Regions from separate parts of the Homo sapiens genome. Here all the other regions are linked to region 3. A link is a loop called in an ENCODE intact Hi-C map of the cell type or tissue named here. Cell type or tissue: CD4-positive, alpha-beta T cell. All regions are shown on one strand.

Evidence for each region. Peaks named below come from ENCODE experiments on the same cell type or tissue, not always from the same donor. Only the 100,000 strongest peaks of a DNase experiment are listed, where the experiment ranks them.
Region 1: it touches region 3 in a loop (2.6-fold over the local background); 21 of 110 quality-filtered maps call a loop at or near these places.
Region 2: a loop joins it to region 3, with 2.9 times the contacts of the local background. A loop is called at or near these places in 3 of 110 quality-filtered maps.
Region 4: a loop joins it to region 3, with 4 times the contacts of the local background. A loop is called at or near these places in 4 of 110 quality-filtered maps.

The regions. Positions count from the first base shown.
Region 1 is chr2:195,673,016-195,678,015 of GRCh38, reverse strand. All of the region lies in intron 1 of SLC39A10 (solute carrier family 39 member 10), which reads right to left. Among named protein-coding and RNA genes, the nearest start is that of SLC39A10, 18 kb to the right of the region's middle. In CD4-positive, alpha-beta T cell, no CTCF peak of the experiment used is centred here; no DNase peak of the experiment used is centred here.
Region 2 is chr2:195,402,866-195,407,865 of GRCh38, reverse strand. No RefSeq gene overlaps it. Among named protein-coding and RNA genes, the nearest start is that of LINC01825, 130 kb to the left of the region's middle. In CD4-positive, alpha-beta T cell, a CTCF peak has its summit at 3,023; no DNase peak of the experiment used is centred here.
Region 3 is chr2:195,936,097-195,941,096 of GRCh38, reverse strand. DNAH7 (dynein axonemal heavy chain 7) reads left to right here. Exons shown (of 65, transcript NM_018897.3): 20 at 4,305-4,498. Among named protein-coding and RNA genes, the nearest start is that of DNAH7, 130 kb to the left of the region's middle. In CD4-positive, alpha-beta T cell, no CTCF peak of the experiment used is centred here; a DNase peak (open chromatin) is centred at 2,676.
Region 4 is chr2:194,543,100-194,548,099 of GRCh38, reverse strand. No RefSeq gene overlaps it. Among named protein-coding and RNA genes, the nearest start is that of LINC01790, 180 kb to the left of the region's middle. In CD4-positive, alpha-beta T cell, no CTCF peak of the experiment used is centred here; no DNase peak of the experiment used is centred here.

The DNA.
Region 1 (5,000 bases), 260 kb after region 3:
AGCACTTTGGGAGGCCAAGGCAGGCAGATCACCTGAGGTCAGGAGTTTAAGACAGGCCTAGCAAACATGGTAAAACCATTTTTACTAAAAGTACAAAAATTAGCCAGGCGTGGTGGCATGTGCCTGTAAGCCCAGCTACTTGGGAGGCTGACACAGGAGAATCACTCGAACCCAGGAGGCAGAGGTTGCAATGAGCCCTGATCGTGCCACTGCACTCCAGCATGGGCAACAGAGACAGACTCTGGTCAAAAAAAAAAAAAAAAAAATCTGATAAAAGCCTAAATGTTAATCAACAACAAAATGATAAATGAAACAGAAAAATCTATCACACAGGAATAAAAATGAAATTACAGCTTCATGCATAGATGAATTTCACAAATATTGGGAAAAAAATGACAAACACCAAAGAAAGCAGTATAATTCTTATATAAAGGTAAAAAGGAATAAAACTAAACTTTGTGGATTTTTTTTTGTTTGTTTTTGAGACAGGATGTCACTGTGACACCCAGGCTAGAGTACAGTGGCGCAATCATAGCTCACTGGAGCCTTAAACTTCCAGGCACAAGAGATCTTCCCACCTTAGCCTTCCAAGTAGCTGTGTGTGCCACCACGCTCAGTTTTAATTTTCTTCTTTTTGGGGTCTTGCTCTATTGTCCAGGCTGGTCTCAAACTCCTAGCCTCAAGCACTCCTCCCAACTCAAATTCCCAAAGTGCTAAGATTGCAGGTGTGAGCTACCATACCTGGCCATGATTACTTTTTGAAAGAGAGATAGAGGGTAATAATTGGGAGAAGACCAGAATGGAGGGGACTGCAAAGTGTAATGGTCTTTCCTGATATCAGTAGTAGTTATGTAAATATGTTTACTTTGTGATAATTCATGGCACTTATGCTCTGTGTACTTTCTGAACACAGTCTATTTCAATACAAAGTTTTATAAAAATCAAATTTTCTTCACTGAAAACCAATCACAAAATGTAATTATAAACAACATTGTATGGTTTCTAGAATTAATTAGAACAAGACATATAAAACCACTAAAAGGAAAAACTTATTAAGATGTTATTGAAGGACAGCAAAGAACTGAAAAACCTGGAGAAACACATCATCTACATGAATAGATGGGATATACTGCATAAGGTACATAAAATCTTCCCAAGTGTATATACAAATTTAACTCAATGCCAGTTAAAATCCTGGTAGCTGTTTAGTTTTGGTGAGACTTCATAAGCACATTCAAAAACTCATAAAAGCAAAAACCCAAGGACAATCAAGACAATTCAGAAGATTAGCAAGGTATTAAAGACTTCTTTTTATAAAATTATACTAACGAAAATAACATAGAACTAGCACAGGGGTAGATAGGCCAGTGGAGTGGAACAGAGTTCTGAAAGAGCATCAATAATATTGACTGTGAAAATGTTTCTTCCTCACACTACACACAAAAGTCAATTCCAAGAACATTAAAAACCTATATGTGAAAAGCAAAATTATCAACAAGTTCTAGAAGAAAATGTAAGAGAATGTCTTTATGTCTTTGGGATAGGGAAATATTTTTTAGGCAAGACACAAAGCACATATCATGATGAAAATTTTTGATTAACTAAATTCTTTAAAAAATACTCTATAATAAAGGACACTATAAAAAAAAAAAAAGCTTATAGGCCAGGCGCTGTGGCAGGCGCCTATAATCCCAGCTACTCAGGAGGCCGAGGCAGGAGAATTGCTTGAACTCGGGAGGTGGAGGTTGCAGTGAGCCAAGATTGTGCCACCACACTTCAGCCTGCCAGCCTGGGAGACACAGCAAGACTCTGTCTCGGTGGCGGCAGGGGAGGGGGAAGCTTATAGCAAGCCATATACTAGAAGATATTTGCAATGTGTATATATAAACAATGTATATAAAACATCAGTATCCAGAGTATATAAAGCACATATAGTAATAAAAAAACTCCACTACTACATAGACAACTATGAAAAGAACATAAAACAGGTTGGTAAAACAGCAACATGATGACTAATAATCTAGGCAATTCAAATCTAGATAAGGCTCTAAGACAGTAACAGGCAAAAATTAGTATCTCACAATACTAGATGTTAAGTAAAGGTCTAATATAAAGAAACAAACTACCTTATGCGTCTGGTGGAAGTATATATTGGTACAGCCATTTTGGAAAGCAACTTGACATTTACTACAGCCAAATATGAACACACTCTACAGCCCCCAAGTTCCATTTTAATTACCCTTGCACTTAGGCACGCAAAGACACATTCAAGAATCCTTACTGGGGCCAGGCATGGTGGCTCACGCCTGTAATCCCAGCACTTTGGGAGGCCGAGGTGGGTGGATCATGAGGTCAGGAGATCGAGTACATCCTGGCTAACACGGTGAAACTCCATCTCTACTGAAGATTCAAAAAAATTAGCCAGGCATGGTGACGGGCGCCTGTAGTACGAGCTACTCGGGAGGCTGAGGAGAATGGCATGAACCCGGGAAGCGCAGCTTGCAGTGAGCTGAGATCACGCCACTGCACTCCAGCCTGGGCGACAGAGCGAGACTATGTCTCAAAAAAAGAGAATCCTTATTACAATATTGTAAATGTTTTTCTAATGTGAACTATTGCAATAACAGAACACTCAACCAAAGTGGGTAAAACAGAGGAAAACTTTCACATAAAAAGAAGTCAGGAGAAATGGGTGATTCTAGGACAGTACCAAAAATCCAAGCACGCTCAAATTTACCCTCAGAGTCCCAAGATAACCTTGCATAATCATATTCAAAACTGGAAGATTTATCTTTTTTAAAATACAATTTTTATTTTTTTTCCTCCTCAGAAATCTTGTTTGGATGGAAGGTTCATCTTCATGTCTCTCTTTTTATCCAGGGAGAAAAATATTTCCCTCAAGCCTCTCTTTACGTATCTTTGATCAGTCAGGTCTCTACCACATGCCCATGCTAAAGCCAATCACTGGTTTACAGTAGTGTATAGTAATGTCCCAGGCCTTCACATTCACTCACTGCCCACTCACTGACTCACTCACAGCTGCTTCCAGTCCTGCAAGCTCCATTCATATTAGTGCCCAACACTGGTGTACCATTTTTAAAATCTTTTATACTGAATTTTTACTGTACCTTTTCTATGTTTAAACATACAAATATTTACTATTGTATCACAACTGCCTACAGTATTCAGTATATCAACAGGTTTGTAGCCTAGAAGCAACTGGCTATACTCTATAGGTAGGTGTATAGCAGGCTACACCATCTAGGTTTGTCTAAGTATACTCTATGATGTTCACACAATGACAAAATCACCTAAGCCTGCACCTCAGAACATACTCAGCATTAAGCAATGCATATGACTGTATGTGGGAGAGGCAATACTCACAGAACATGGGGGAATAAGAGGCCTCAAGAAAAAAGGAGGTAAATAAAGAAAAGCAGGCCGGGTGCAGTGGTTCACACCTATAATCCCAGTACTTTGGGAGGCCGAGGCGGGTGGATCACCTGAGGTCAGGAGTTCAAGACCAGCCTGACCAACATGGTGAAACCCCATCTCTACTAAAACACAAAAATTAGCCAGGCCTGGTGGCGGGTGCCTGTAATCTCAGCTACTCGGGAAGGTGAGGCAGGAGAATCGCTTGGACTCAGGAGGCGGAGGTTGCAGTGAGCCGAGATCATGCCATTGCACTCCAGCCTGGGCAACGAGAACAAAACTCTGTCTCAAAAATAAAATAAAATAAGGAAAAGTGGTCAGCTGTGTAACCATTATGTTGCCTGCTACAACCTAAATGCTCATCATTAGAATAAATAAATATGGTATATTTATTTAAAGATTACACTGCAGTTATAAATGTGACTATGAAGGACTTTGTATTAACATGCAATAATCTCAGAAATATAATTTTTAAAATTGCAAAAAGATACATGCTGTATAATTTACAGACAATCTTAAAACATGCAGAATTACTTATTTGGGGGTATATATTCATGTAGCAAGAGAACATGGGATGATTACATTCTGGAGTCATTATCTTCTCAGAAAGGGAAGGAGGGAAATCAGCTGATAGAGGAAGTACACAGATTTAACTGCATTTGCAGTGTGTTATTTCTTTAAAAAAGGGAAAGGGATCTAATGCAATATGATAAAACATTTAATATTTGTTAAAGCAAGATAATGGGATTCAGGTGCTTGATTATTCTTCTGTGTACTTTTCTATAAATCTGAAAAGATACCACATAACCTGCATCAGTGGTTAATCAAACTGTGGTTGTGAGAGCAGCATAAGCTTGCTAGAAATCTGAAAGGCAAATTCCTGCATCCCACCCAGACCTACTATAACAGAAACATTAGGGATAGGACCCAGCAATGACTTATCCAGCCTTTCTAGTGAGTCTGATGCAAGCTACACAAAATTTGAGAGTGCCTATTTACACATATAAATTAGCAATGACTTATCCAGCCTTTCTAGTGAGTTTGATGCAAGCTAGACAACATTTGAGAGTGCCTATTTATACAAATAAATTACCAAACACTTCCATTTCTCTAAAATGATACTTTGGGCTGGGCACTGTGGCTCACGCCTGCAATTCCAACACTTTGGGAGGCAGAGGTTGGCGGATCTTGAGCGCAAGTTCAAGACCAGCCTGAGCAACATGGCAGAACCCCATCTCTACAAAAAAAATACAAAAAAAATTAGTTGGGCATGGTGGCGTGTCAGAAGCCAAGGTAGGAGGATCATCTGAGCTTGGGTGGTCAAGGCTGCAGTGAGCCCTGATCTTGCCACTGCACTCCAGCCTGGGCAATAAGAGACATTGTCTCAAAATAAATTAATAAATAATAGTTTAGTCAACTGAATGTTATGATCTATCTGAATAAATTAAGTTGAATTATCATATATGGCATATATAGGTTAAGCATTTTTTAAAATAGCCTATAAAACAATTCCAAAGCAGCATTAAGTTTGAGATGTTTTTTAATCTCACAGTCTCATGGATAAAGTC
Region 2 (5,000 bases), 530 kb after region 3:
GTTTGCAGATTTTCACTTCTGTGCTGCCTCAAGATTATGGTCAGTGAGCGAAAGGAAAGAAACATTGGCTAAGCAGTCAGGCAGGGGCTTCCCTTGACCACCCTCTACTCCACTTATTGTGGATCCTTTTCCAGGTGTTATTAATATTTGGGGCTACTTGTTCCCATGATCTCTTCACTCATCCCTCTGCCCAGCTTTAAGAGCAGGTAGACAAGAGGTAGATCACAGTATAAAACTATTTGTGCTTAAGATTTAGTTGAGTAAATTATATAATCTACGTAAAGATAAGCATTTCCAAATTCTGACCTCCAGAACATATAAGAACTGGAGTTTAAACTGACACTGTACTTAGAGCTAAAGACCTAGTGTGCGAGTGGGTTTGAATACCCTTCCTGCTGAGGCTGAACTCTGGAGTAGCTGGGTGGCCTTGACTGCTGCTGCAGTTTTGAAATTGTAACCGTATTTAACCTAGTGTAGGTCCACAGTGCAGTGAAATCGTTTAGGATGAGAATGAGGCAGTTGCTTGAATGCCGTATTTTCTATTTTCTGATTGTGAAAGTTTATCTTTCTTTTGTTTGAGAAAGAGTCTTACTCTCTCGCCCAGGCTGGAGTGTAGTGAGATCTCTGCTCACTGCAATGTCTCCTGGGCTCAAGCGATCCTCCCACCTCAGCCTTCCAAATAGCTGGGACTACAGGTGTATGCCACTACACCCAGCTAATTTTTGTGTTTTTTGTAAAGACAGGGTTTCACCCTGTTGCCCAGGCTGGTCTCGAACTCCTGGGCTCGAGAGATTCGCCCACCTCGGCCTCCCAAAGTGCTAGGATTACAGGGATGAGTCATCGTGCGTGGCCTGAAAGTATATCTTTCTTTGTAACATATAGGTGGTTTCCTAGATATCTTTTGAATGATAGCCTGTTAGCTGACCACAAATGTTAAACTCTAATGAATTCATGTTATCCAAAGTTGTCTTAAAAACAGTGAAGTGAGAAAAAAATTAGAAAAATCATTTCATAAAAATTATGACAAATGTTCTGGGCCAGAGAAAATATTTGGACTTCAGATATATGGCAACTGGGTTATAAATTTTTTTTCTGGCTTTAATCCATGTACACATAGTTAAGAAAATAAAATTAATTTCAGAGCCAACCTTTGAATTTAAAATTTATCTTCTCCTTAGCCTTATCTTCGCCTCATCCAAATTATAACAAAACTTTATACTACTTTAAGTAGTAGAATGTTCAAATGGTTGGTAAACAAGACTCTGGATTATATGAAAACAGAAGGAAGAAAAGGTGAAATATATTTAAAGGTTAAATTCTTGGAATAACTCTCTTTTGATTTGGCAATTCTGATGTAATGAGTACCAAAAATGAGTCTGATTCAGGTACTCTGAAAATTAATTTTCAAGAAAACTGGATTGAGAGCATATTATACACTTTAATGCTACTTAATTAATATTTGCCTCATATTGTGCTGTTATTGCAGTTATATAGCCCATGACACTGATCATAATAATGATAATAATAAATAATAATAATGGGTCCTTCAATAAATATTTACTGAACACTTATTATTTTCTAGATAGTGTTCTAGGTGTTAGGAATACAGCAGTAAAGAAAAACACAAGCTCTGGCTCTCAAGGGGTTTACCTGTGACAGAAAATAAACAAAATAGAGAAACAAATCAGTAAGTAATATGTCAGAAGCTGACAAGTTTAGGTAGAAAAGCTAAGTGAGTGGAAATAGGGCATTGCTCTGTGACATTGAAAGAGAGTAGGAAGGGACATGGTATTTATTGAGTTTGCTGTATTTGTCAGGTGTTTTGTTTATTTTTTCTTGTTAACCCTCAGAACTCAGAGGTGCATTTGTTTATATATGCCAAAACTAAGACCCATACAGATGAAATGATTTGCCCAAGGTCTCAGAAATAGCAACTGTTCAAGTCAGAATCAAACTCAGGTCTTACTAACTCTGCTCTACCATACAGTTTTTCTTACCTTCCCCATGATCCAGGTATTTAATGAGTGAATTTTTTTTATTAGCACTTTTCAATACACAAAGTATATTTCTATTCACACTCGGATTTAATTTTTGTAATATCTTAATGAAATAGGTGGTAGCATCAGCCTGACCCCTCAGAGGGATAAAATGATTTCCCCAAGTTAGAAAGTGGCATATCCACAAGTCTTTGACTCCAAAGCCTTTGCCCTTTCTATAAGCTAGAGGCCAAGCTAGAGGAGATATACCTTGGTGTTCAGAAGAATGGCCTCTTGAGCTGAAAGACTGGCATTTGAATCCCAGTTCCAAAACTTCATAGCTTTTTGGCCTTGAGATTTTAAAAACTCTAAGCTTCAGTTTTCTCCTATGTAAAATGAGAGTAACAATAATGTTTAACCTATGAGAATGAGTCAACACATCTAAAGCACTTACAACAGTTCCTGGAGCATAGTCAGTGGTACACAAAAATTAGATGTTAATATAATGTTGGAGAGATGAAACTAACATAATTGTCATATGTGCTTCCATATAATTTTAAAATGATGTGGTTTGGCAATAATTACAGCAGAAGTTCAGGCAATTGGGATGACCTACACAGGCACATGAACTTCTAGTTCCCAGGAGTCTTTTCAAAGGCCCCTATGGATATCTCCTTCCCAGCTTTTCCTTGTAAGCTTTTTGATTAGTCTATTGTTTGTCTCAAATCTTTTAAATAAAATTAATCTTTAGTTAGACAAATACAGGTTGTATATTTTTACGGTATACAACACAGGGTCTTGAAATATGTATACATTGTGGAATGACTAATTCAAAATAATGAACATATGCATTACCTCACATTTTGTGTGTGTGTGGTGAGAATACTTAAAATCTACTCTCAGCAATTTTCGAGTATGCAATAGATTTTTAATAACTATAGTCATTGTAGTATTGTACAATAGATCTCTTTGAAATAATTCCTCCTAACTGAAGTTCTGAATCCTTTGGCCAACATCTCCCCAATCTCTATCCTCAGTCGCCCCCTGCAGCCCCTAATAACCACCACTCTAATCTCTGCTTCTATAAATTTGACTTTTAGATTTCATATAGAAGTGAGATCATTTGTCTTTCTGTGCTTGGCTTATTTCCCTTGGCATAATGTCCTCCAGGTTAACCCATGTTGTCACAAATGAGAGGACTTCCTTCACTGTGGATATACACACATTTAAAAAATCTATCCATTTGTTGATTGATACTTAGGTTGATATATTGGCTGTTGTGAATAATGTTGCATTGAACATGGGAGTGCAGATATCTCTTTGACATACTGATTTTTATTTCCTTTGGATATATGCCCAGTAATGGGATAGCTGGATCATAGGGTAGTTCTATTTTTAGTTTTTTGAGGAAACTCTATACTGTTTTCATAATGGGCATACATACTAATTTACATTCCCATCAACAGTGTACAAAGTTTCCTTTTCTCTACATCCTCTCCACCACTTGTTATTTCTGATTTTATTTTTTGATAATAGCCATTCTAACAGACGAGAAGTGATAGCTCATTGTGGTGTTAAACTCCATGTCCACCCCAGTAGACCAAGGCTCCAGGCTTAACCCCATGGACCCAGGCATGTGGCCTTCCAACTTGCTGACCCAAGTACCAGGCAAGCCTGCCTGAAGGATCTAGCAGCAAACCTGTTCACTGACCATACCAGATGGCCAGCCCAGAATTTCTGGATGGACTGACTGGGAAAGGACTTTCCCCGATGAAGCCAGTCTTTAAATATTAAAATAAATGCCTACTTCTTCAAATGGGCAGCACCAAAGCATGCCTGCAAGGATCAGAAATGTGGTGTCAAAGGAACAAAATAACCAACCTTAAAGAAATGAATATTTGTAAACTTCCTGACAAAGAATTCAAAACAATCATCTTTAGAAAGCTCAATGTGCTACAAGGGAATACAGATAGACAACTACATAAAATCAGGAAAACAATACATGAACCAAATGAGAATTTCAATAAAGAGATATAAACTATAAAAAGAACCAAACATAAGTTCTGGAGCTAAAGAACACAACTATTGGGCCAGGTATGGTGGCTGACACCTGTAATCCCAGCACTTTGGGAGGCTGAGGTGGTTGGATCACTCGAGTCTAGGAGTTTGAGACCAGCCTGGGCAACGTGGTGAAACCAAGTCTCCACAAAAAATTAAAATGAAAATTAGCCAGGCGTGGTAGCTCACACCTGTGTTTCCAGCTATTCAGGAGGCTGAGGTGGGAGGATTGCTTGAGCCCAGGAAATCAAGGCTGCAGTGAGCTGTGATTGCACCACTGCACTCTAGCCTGGTGACAGAGCTGGACCCTGTCTCAGAAAAAAAAAAAAAAAAAACACAGTTATTAAACTGAAAAATTTCACAGAGAATTTCAACAGCAAACTCCGTCAAACAGAAGAATCAGTGAACTTGAAGATAGGTCATTTGAGGCCAGGTGTAGTGGCTCATGCCTGTAATCCCAGCACTTTGGGAGGCTGAAGTGGGTGGATTGCTTGAGTCCAGGAGTTCAAGACCAGCTTGTGCAACATGCTGAAACTCCTTCTCTAAAAAACAAACAAACAAAAAAATTAGCTGGCCATGGTGGTGTGTACCTGTGGTGGCGTGTGTTTGCGGTCCCACTTACCCTGCCAGCTGAGGTGGGAGGATCACTTGAACGCAGGAGGCTGAGGCTACAGTCAGCTGAGATGGCACCATTGCACTCTAGCCAGGATGACCCAGTGAGACCCTGTCTCAAAACAAACAAACAAACACACAAACAAGATAGGTCATTTGAAACTGCCCAGTCAGAGGAACAAAAAGAAAAAAAGAATGGGGTAAAGAAAACTTACAGGAATTAAAGTACATCATTAAGTCCCAACTCTTATTCAATATCTCAGGCAGCTGCAATGTTGAACAATTGTCTGTGCTTATTTTTGACAAACGTTCCTGGGGAAAAGGCTGTTTGCACAAGATGAGCTCTGAGTCAGG
Region 3 (5,000 bases):
TGAATAGTACCGCAATAAACATACGTGTGCTTGTGGCTTTATGGTAGAATGATTTATAATCCTTTGGGTATATACCTAGTAATGGGATTGCTGGGTCAAATGGTATTTCTGATCCTAGATCTTTGAGGAATCGCCACACTGTCTTCCACAATGGTTGAACTAATTTACACTCCCACCAACAGTGTAAAAGCGTTCCTATTTCTCCACATCTTCTCCAGCATCTGTTGTTTCCTGACTTTTTAATGATTGGCATTCTAACTGGCATGAGATGGTATCTCATTGTGGTTTTGATTTGCATTTCTCTAATAACAAGTGATGATGAGCTTTTTTTCATAGGTTTGTTGGCCACATAAATGTCTTCTTTTGAGAAGTGTGTGTTTATATCCTTCACCCACTTTTTGATGGGGTTGGTTTTTTTTTTAATTGGCTTAAGTTCCTTGTAGATTCTGGATATTAGCCCTTTGTCAGATGGATAGATTGCAAAAATGTTCTCCCATTCTGTAGGTTGCCTGTTCACTCTGATGATAGTTTATTTTGCTGTGCAGAAGCTCTTTAGTTTAATTATATCCCATTTGTCAATTTTGGCTTGTGTTGCCATTGCTTTTGGTGTTTTAGCCAATGAAGTCTTTGCCCATGCCTGTATCCTGAATGGTATTGCCTAGGTTTTCTTTTTCTAGGGTTTTTATGGTTTTAAGTTTTACAATTAAGTCTTTAACCAATCTTGAGTTAATTTTTGTGTAAGGTGTAAGGAAGGGGTCCAGTTTCTGTTTTCTGCATGTGGCTAGCCAGTTTTCTCAGCACCATTTGTTAAATAGGGATTTTTTTCCCAATTGCTTGTTTTTATCAGGTTTGTCAAAGATCAGATGGTTGTAGATGTGTGGTGTGATTTCTGAGGTCTCTGTTCTGTTCCATTGGTCTATATATCTGTTTTGGTACCAGTACCATGCTGTTTTGGTTACTGTAGCCTTGTAGTATAGTTTGAAGTCAGGTAGCATGATGCCTCCAGCTTTGTTCTTTTTGCTTAGGATTGTTTTGGCTATAAGGGCTCTTTTCTGGTTCCATGTGAAATTTAAAGTAGTTTCTTCTAATTCTGCAAAGAAAGTCAGTGGTAGCTTGAGGGGAATAGCATTGAATCTATAAATTACTTTGGGCAGTATGGCCAGTTTCATGATATTGATCCTTCCTATCCATGAGCATGGAATTTTTTTCCATTTGTTTGTGTTCTCTCTTATTTCTTTGAGCAGTGACAAAACCGTATTTTCTATGAAACTTCCTAGTAGCAGAAATGAGAAAGCTCTCTATATACTCAATGTTTCGGGCCCCTGATATCACATTCATTTGGTTTAGAAATGTAAACCTAGTAGATCATCACTAGAGCTGATGAGATTGGTGGGTGGTTGTGAAGTAAAAGAAGACACTTAAAAATTGTCAGTCAGTGTTCTTTTAACCAAAAAAATGACAATTAATAATTCAATTCTTCCCCTTTAGGAGACAGAAAGTAATTAAAGTGTCAAAGAAGTCATACTAAGATTCAAATTTCTAGTAGCTTCCTGTTACAACATCTTATTGCTATGTTCTGAGGACATAGCTATGAAGTACCAGCCTTCTGTGACATGGAGGCTTGTACATTCCTTGAGTTTCCCTGTATGAGCCCAAGTGCAGTTCATCCTGCATTTGCTGAAGCACTCAACATGGAATGGTGACTCTGTACCAGGATTTGATGGCGATTCTTAGAGGAATTTAAAGTCAGTGTTATTTTACTATGATAAATACCTTTCTTGAAGGATGGAAGATTATAAAATGTTCATTTTAACTCCATAAAACATGGAGTGATGTAAATGCTTCATTTTCCCCTTTCCCCAGAGTCAATCCTTCCCCACCTGCACTCTTTCTAACAGACAATTTTGGGGTGAGGAGAAGGAAAGGGGGAGTAAAAGGGTCGCTTCAAGTGTCTGTGTGTTTTAGACACCATATTAGTCACTTCAAATACATTATCTAATTTAGTCCTCATACCGATTTTGAGAGAGGGCTTTTATCCCCATTTTCAAGATAATAAAAAAGGGACTCAGATTAAGCAGATGATCTAAGGTCGCACAGGTAGTGGGGAATAGAGTGTGGACAGACACCAAGTCTGTTCAACTTGGGCCCCTTTCTTTATCTGATACAGTCTTTATTATGTTTGTCTTCTCACTGGGAGAGAGTAAAGGTAGTTGAGTTGCCAGTCATAAGATGATTACTTTTATTTTAAAATCTTAAATCCATATACAAAGATACATAGATTATTGCCTGTGTTCATTTAAAAGTAGCATATTTGGTTCAGAGTTATTAAGCTAATCTGGTTAAATAGGTTTGACCCTGGAAATTCAATAATAAAAAAAGTTTACCTGAATGCTCTTTCCATGGTTTGTTGTTGTTTGTTTGTTATTTTGGCAATTATAATATTTAGCAAATGGAATATACTGGTTTAAATAACTGAGTTTTTAGCTTTCAAATCTTAGATTAAGAATGGAAACATTGCAATAATTTTTTTGGTTGAGAATAACAAATACTGTTCATGTGTGAAAGGAGTTTTTTACATTTATTAGCCACAATTCAGCTTTTTTCCCCAAACAAATACAGGCATACTTTTCCAGAAGGTGGCACTCTAAGAACATTATTTTGATATTTGGATTTAGGCGAACATGATGGCCTGAGTCTGTTATGCTGTGTGTGTTTGTGTGTGTGTGTGTGTGTGTGTGTGTGTGTGTGTGTGAATGTCTATTTGAAACATAAAACAAGAAGCATAATAAAATTCCTTTTAAAAATTATGCACCTTTAAAGATAAATTGATCTAATTATATTATATGATTTATATATTCATGTTTTATTGAGGAAACAAGTAATGATAATTATTTTCTTTGATTAAATTGCTGTTTCCAAATTGCATTGTTGTAATCCAAAAAAAGCAAAAATTGTATCTTTCCTTTTCAGACACATTCAAAGTATGTTCACAAAAACATACTTTAGAGACTCCTGCAATTGAATAAAATTCCTATAGGAAAAAATTTACTGGTTACATTTTTGGTTATCTCTCAGTCATGGCTAAATACCAAAAATATCTAATTAGTTAATCTTGAAATTTAGTATTTAGTTTTTAACAATATTCTCTTGATTTAATTTCATATAAATTTCCTAAAATGCCCTGTTACATTAATAAATGTCTGGTGTATTTTCATGAGGTGTGCTACTTGGCGATTGAAATCTCTGTTGTGTTAGCACCTTTTTTGTTTTTTCAACACCTTCAAGCTTATTAAGTAAAGAACTTTCCTTACATTGTCAATGATGTCAGTGGTGAACACTGACTTTGGAATTATAAGACCAAGAATAGACCCAGATGACATCAACCATGTGTTAAAGAAAAAAAAGTAAAAAGAATTCTATTTCAACTATATCTAGGCTGTATTTTTATATGTATTTCTAAAGATTTTCATAAACTTGGTGGTTACTGTATAGATATTTTGAGAAATCAATAAACTCTATTTACTTTTTTTAAAAAATATGAGTTCTTTAAGATCAGCTTTTGGTTATAATTCTTATTTTGAATACACAGGATAAAAGAAAGCTCTTTTAAAAATATTTGATTGTGTTTGAATCACTTTAAAGCAAACAGCTCACAGTGACACTTTCAAGTGAGAATGTTCACCATGCCTTAAAGGTGGAACAGTCTGTCTCTAGAGAGTTCAGGAAGAGCACACCTTGAACTTCAGTCCTTCAGCAAGAAGTGTTATAAAGTAGTTTCAAGGGTCATTGTTTACAATGTAAGATCTTCTTAGAAAGCTTTCTTCCTCATTTCCTCAACCCTTACTTTTTTCTCTGTAGTTATAAAACAGGGATTCTGTTATGTTATTATTATTCATAACAATAAAATTCAAAATAATAATTATAATGATGACTTATTGTTTAGAATTCTTTTCCTCAAAGAATAAAATACAAAAGAAAATATCTCATACCAGTTTGTTTCCACTGTCCTTCTTGTGAGTTCAGGCAGTGTTCTCTCTCTCTCATTTTCTGTTTCTTACACTTCTCAACTTAGAATGAGAATCGTTATGAACAGGGCTGAGGATTAAATCAATGTGACTTTTACAGAATCAGAGAGGCCAAGTAGACCTAGAATATGCAAGACTACTTTTAAAAAACAAATACTCCCCTTAAAATTTACATAACCTTTGTTTGATTACAAACATATAATCTCAAATATAATATGAATATAAATAGAGTTAGTATCTAATATTTTTGAATTGAGTGTTTTTTATTTTTATTTTTAGGATAAACATGTTCTGACAGTTGTAACCATTGACAGAATGCTGGAAAGGCTGAAAAAATCTAATGAACTTTTGGAGCTCATTCTTAAAGGACTTAATGAATATTTGGAAAAGAAACGCCTCTTTTTCCCCAGATTCTTTTTTTTGTCCAATGATGAACTTCTTGAGATACTATCTGAGACTAAAGATCCCACTAGGTAAGTAATTTACATGTAGAATACATGACTAAATTTATCTGCTTAAACTTAATTTTTAGAACAAAGTAGAACATAAATATATATAATCATGTTTATATAATATTTTTTCTACAAGAATGTTCCAAGTATTATATAATCAACTTTGGATAATTATTAAAAATGTAACTAGTATCACTGAATGAACCGTGGAATCGTTTTCTTTTTTTGTTTGTTTTTTTGTTTTTGAGATGGAGTTTCACTCTTGTTTCCCAGGCTGGAGTGCAATGGCGCGACCTTGGCTCACTGCAACCTCCGCCTCCCAGGTTCAAGTGATTCTTCTGCCTCAGCTTCCCGAGTAGCTGGGATTACAGGCGTGCGCCACCATGCCCAGCTAATTTTGGTATTTTTAGTAGGGACAGGGTTTCACCATGTTGGCCAGGCTGGTCTTGAACTCCTGATCTCAAGTGATCCACCTGCCTCGGCCTCCCAAAGTGCTGGGATTACAGGCGTGAGCCACCGTGCC
Region 4 (5,000 bases), 1.4 Mb after region 3:
TTGTAAGTACATGTTTGTTTGTGTTGTGTAACTACTCCACTAGGCGGTAAGCTTCATGAAGGCACGAACTTTGTCCTTTCCGCATATATTGTTCACCTTGCACCAAGCTCAGTACACATGGTCACTCATTTGATATTTTCAGAATAAAAGAATTAATATTCTGGGATGTGCAATGAATTACTAGAATATTGACTTTCTCGGCCGGGCGCGGTGGCTCACGCCTGTAATCCCAGCACTTTGGGAGGCCGAGACGGGCGGATCACGAGGTCAGGAGATCGAGACCATCCTGGCTAACATGGGGAAACCCCGTCTCTACTAAAAATACAAAAAAATTAGGCAAGCATGGTGGCGGGCGCCTGTAGTCCCAGCTACTCGGGAGGCTGAGGCAGGAGAATGGCATGAACCCGGGAGGCGGAGCTTGCAGTGAGCCGAGATCGCGCCACTGCACTCCAGCCTGGGCGACAGAGCGAGACTCCGTTTCAAAAAATAATAATAATAATAATAATAATAATTGAATTTCTCAATAATGACACAAAATCATGTTTCAAATATTTTATGTTTGCTATAGATTATAAAATCATGTTTCATAAGGTCATGTTTCAAATAATGATTTTACTGTATATACAGTATTCTGCAGTTTTTCTCATTGTTATATGTTAAACATTTCTCAGGGGAAATTTTATTGAACACTATTATATGTAAAATATACTTTGTGATATGTCAGAAATTCCTTCTTAGTCAAAACAATTGTATGATTAAGATAATGAAAGTTTTTGTAGGTCATAAAACTATGGCTTATAGAGATTAAGTAATAAGCTTAACATTACATAGCTAGCAAATAGCTGTGTTGAAATATGAATCCAGTTCTGACTTAAACATCCATGTTCTTTGCCAGTAAGCTACAAGGTTCCATGTTAGCAGTGAGTATCACATCTCTGACTGAAAGGAGTGAGTTTAAGATCTCGAGTTTTTATTTTTTTACACATTTCCTAAATTTTTCTTAATGGTTAAATATTACGTTTTATTTCAGGAGGAAATAAGTGTTGACTAAAAAAAAAAAAAAAAAAAAAAAAACCTAAATTTTGTGTAAAATAATAATGATATTGTTAGATTTTAGATGTTTTTACCCTCCTTATGAAGACCGACATTTTAAAGTCTGTTGGTGGTATTACTTAGCTTAATTGTCCTTCTGTATCATTTGACATAAATTTAAAAAGACCAAATCATTTTAAGGATCCTCGTTCAGTTAGCTTTATCAATATTTTTTAAATTTCGAAATATTTATGTGTAGAAGACTATTAGGAAGTTTATTACATGAAGCATATTAATCAAGAATTCAAAAATGTACGCTTTAGTCACATAAATGGATTATTCATTTTAAATACATAGTTTGTGCATTTGAATTTATGAAAATGTTCCTAATATAGAATTAAAAGCCATTGTAGGTGGACATTAATCTATAGTAATTAGATTTGTTTTGTGCAGTGTTATACGTTAGCAATATTGAAATTTGTTTCTGTGTATTTTATTTATTTTACTGTGTTATGAATATATAATATCTCTACCAATTTATGGGGTACATGTGATATTTTGTTACATGTGTAAAATATGTAATGATTATGTCAGGGTATCTGAAGTGTCCATCAACTTGAAAATTTATGATTTCTATGTGTTGAAGACATTTTAAGTCCTCTCTTCTAGCTATTTTGAAACATACAACACATTGTTGTTAATTGTACTCATCCTACTAATCTATCAAACGCTATGTCTTATTTTTTCTGTCTAACCCTTCCTGGTAACCTGTTCACTCTCTGGTAACCAACAATCTATTCTCTAACTTCATGAGATCCACTTTTCTTAGCTCCCACATATGAGAGGGAACATGTGATATTTTTCTTTTTCTGCCTGGCTTATTTCATTTAACATAGTGACCTCTAGTGTTACAAGCATTGAAAATGACATGATTTTATTCTTTTTTAAAGTATTCTAATGTATATACATACCACATTTTCCTAAACCATTCATTCATTTCTGAACACTTAGACTGATCTATATCTTTGCTGTTATGAATAGGGCTTCAACAAAAATGGGAATGTAGGTATCTATTTGATATACTGACTTTTTTTCATTTGGATAAATACCTTGTAATGGGATTGCTGGATCATATGGCAGTTCTAGTTTTTGGTTTTTTTATTTTTTTTTAAATCCATACTATTTTTCATAGTGGTTGTACTAATTTACTTTCCCATCAATAGTGTGTAAGAGTTACCTGTTCTCCATATTCTTACTAGTCACTTTTATTTTCTTTTTAATAATTGCCATTCTAACTGGGATAAGATGCTATCTTGTGGTTTTTGATTTGCATTTCTCTGATGACTGTTGATGTTGATGATGTTTTTTCATGTCCTTGTGGGTGATTTGTATGTCTTCTTTTGAAAAAATGTCTATTCATGTCCTTTGCCTGCTTTGTAATGAGATCATTCCTTTTCTTTTTTGCTATTGAGTTGCTTGAGTTCCTTGCATGTTCTGGATGATAGTCCTTTGCTGGATGAATAGTTTGCAAATATTTTCTCCAATTTAACCTGCTGTTTCTTTACTCTCTGATTGTTTCCTTTGCTGTGCAGAGGCTTTTTAGTTTGATATAGTACCATTTATCTATTTTTTGGAGGGTGGCTGTATTTTTAAGGTCTTAGCCATACATTATTTGTCTAGATCACTGTTCTGAACTCTTTCACCTATTTCTCTTATGGTAGTTTTATAATTTTGGTCCCTCTAAAATTATAATTCATATTGAGTTGATTTTCTTATATGATGACAAAGGAGGGTCCATTTTCATTCTTTTTCACATGGATATCTAATTTTACTAGCACCACTTACTGAAGAAGGTTTTCTTTTCTCAAGGTATCTTCTTGATGTCTTTGTCAAAAATCAGTTGGCTATAAATATGTAGATTTATTTATAGGTTCTCCTAGATAATGTCCCATGTGCTGAGGAGAATAATGTGCCTTGTGTAGCTGTTATAATAAATGCTCTGTATATGTCTGTTAGGTACATTTTGTCTAAAGTACTGTTTAAAGCCAATGTTTCTTTGTTAATTTTCTCTCTCTTTTTTTAAAATTATACTTAAGTTCTGGGATACATGTGCAGAAGGTGCAAGTTTGTTACAAAGGTATACATGTGCCATGGTGGTTTGCTGCACCCATCAACCCATCATCTGCATTAGGTATTTCTCTTAATGTTATCCCTTCTCTTGCCCCCCACCCCCCAACAGGTCCTGGTGTGTGATATTTCCTCCCTATGTCCATGTGTTCTCATTGTTCAGCTTCCACATATGAGTGAGAACATGTGGTGTTTGGTTTTCTGTTCCTGTATTAGTTTGCTGAGAATGATGGTTTCCAGCTTCATCCATGTCCCTGCAAAAAACATGAACTCCTACTTTTTTATGGCAGCATAGTATTCCATGGTGTATCTGTGTCTCATTTTCTTTATCCAATTTAACATTGATGGGCATTTAAGTTGGTCCCAGGTCTTTGCTGCTGTGAATAGCGCTGCAGTAAACATATGTGTGCATGGGTCTTTATAGTAGAATGATTTATAATCCTTTGGGTATATACCCAGTAATGGGATTGCTGGGTCAAATGGTATTTCTATTTCTAGATCTTTAAGGAATAGCCACACTGTCTTCCACAATGGTTGAACTAATTTACACTCCCAGCAACAGTGTAAAAGTGTTCCTATTTCTCCACATCCTCCCAGCATCTGTTGTTTCATGATTTTTTAATGATCACCATTCTAACTGGCATGAGATGATATCTCATTGTAGTTTTAATCTGCATTTCTCTATGACCAGCGATGATAAGCTTCTTTTTAAAATATATGTTTGTTGGCCGGATAAATGTCTTCTTTTGGGAGGTGTCTGTTCATATCCTTTGCCCACTTTTTGATGGAGTTGTTTGCTTTTTCTTGTAAATTTGTTTAACTTCCGTGTAGATTCTGGATATTAGCCCTTTGTCAGATGGATAGATTGCAAAAATGTTCTCCCATTCTGTAGGTTGCCTGTTCAGTCTGATGATAGTTTTGTTTTGTTTTGTTTTTGTTTTTGTTTTTGCTGTGCAGAAGCGCTTTAGTTTAATTACATCCCATTTGTCAATTTTGGCTTTTGTTGCAATTGGTTTTGGTTTTTTACTAATGAAGTGTTTGCCCATGCCTATGTCCTGAATGGTATTGCTTAGATTTCCTTCTAGGGTTTTTATGGTTTTAGGTCTTACATTTAAATCTTTAATCCATCCTGAGTTAATTTTTGTATATGGTGTAAAAAAGGGGTCCAGTTTCAGTTTTCAGCATATGGCTAGCCAGTTTTCCCAACACCATTTATTAAATAGGGAATCCTTTTTTCATTGTTTGTTTTTGTCAGGTTTGTCAAAGATCAGATGATTGTAGATGCTCAGCATTATTTCTGAGGCCTCTCTTCTGTTCCATTGGTCTCTATATATCTCTTTTTGTACCAGTACCATGCTGTTTTGGTTACTGTAGCCTTGTAGTATAGTTTGAAGTCACGTAGCATGATGCCTCCAGTTTTGTTCTTTTTGCTTAGGATTGTCTGAGCTATATGGGCTTTTTTTGGTTCCACATAAAATTTAAAGTAGTTTTTTTCTAATTCTGTGAAGAAAGTCAGTGGTAGTTTGATGGGAATAGCATTGAATCTATGAATTACTTTGGGCAGTATGGCCGTTTTCACAGTATTGATTCTTCCTATCCATGAGCATGGATTGTTTTTCCATTTGTTTGTGTCCTCTCTTATTTTCTTGAATAGTGATTTCTAGTTCTCCTTGAAGAAGTCCTTCACATCACTTGTAAGTTGTATTCCTAGGCATTTTATTCTCTTTGTAGCAATTGTGAATGGGAGTTCGCACATGATTTGGCTCTCTGTTTGTCTATTATTTTTATATAGGAATGTTTGTGATTTTTGCACATTGATTTTGTATCCTGAGACTTTGCTG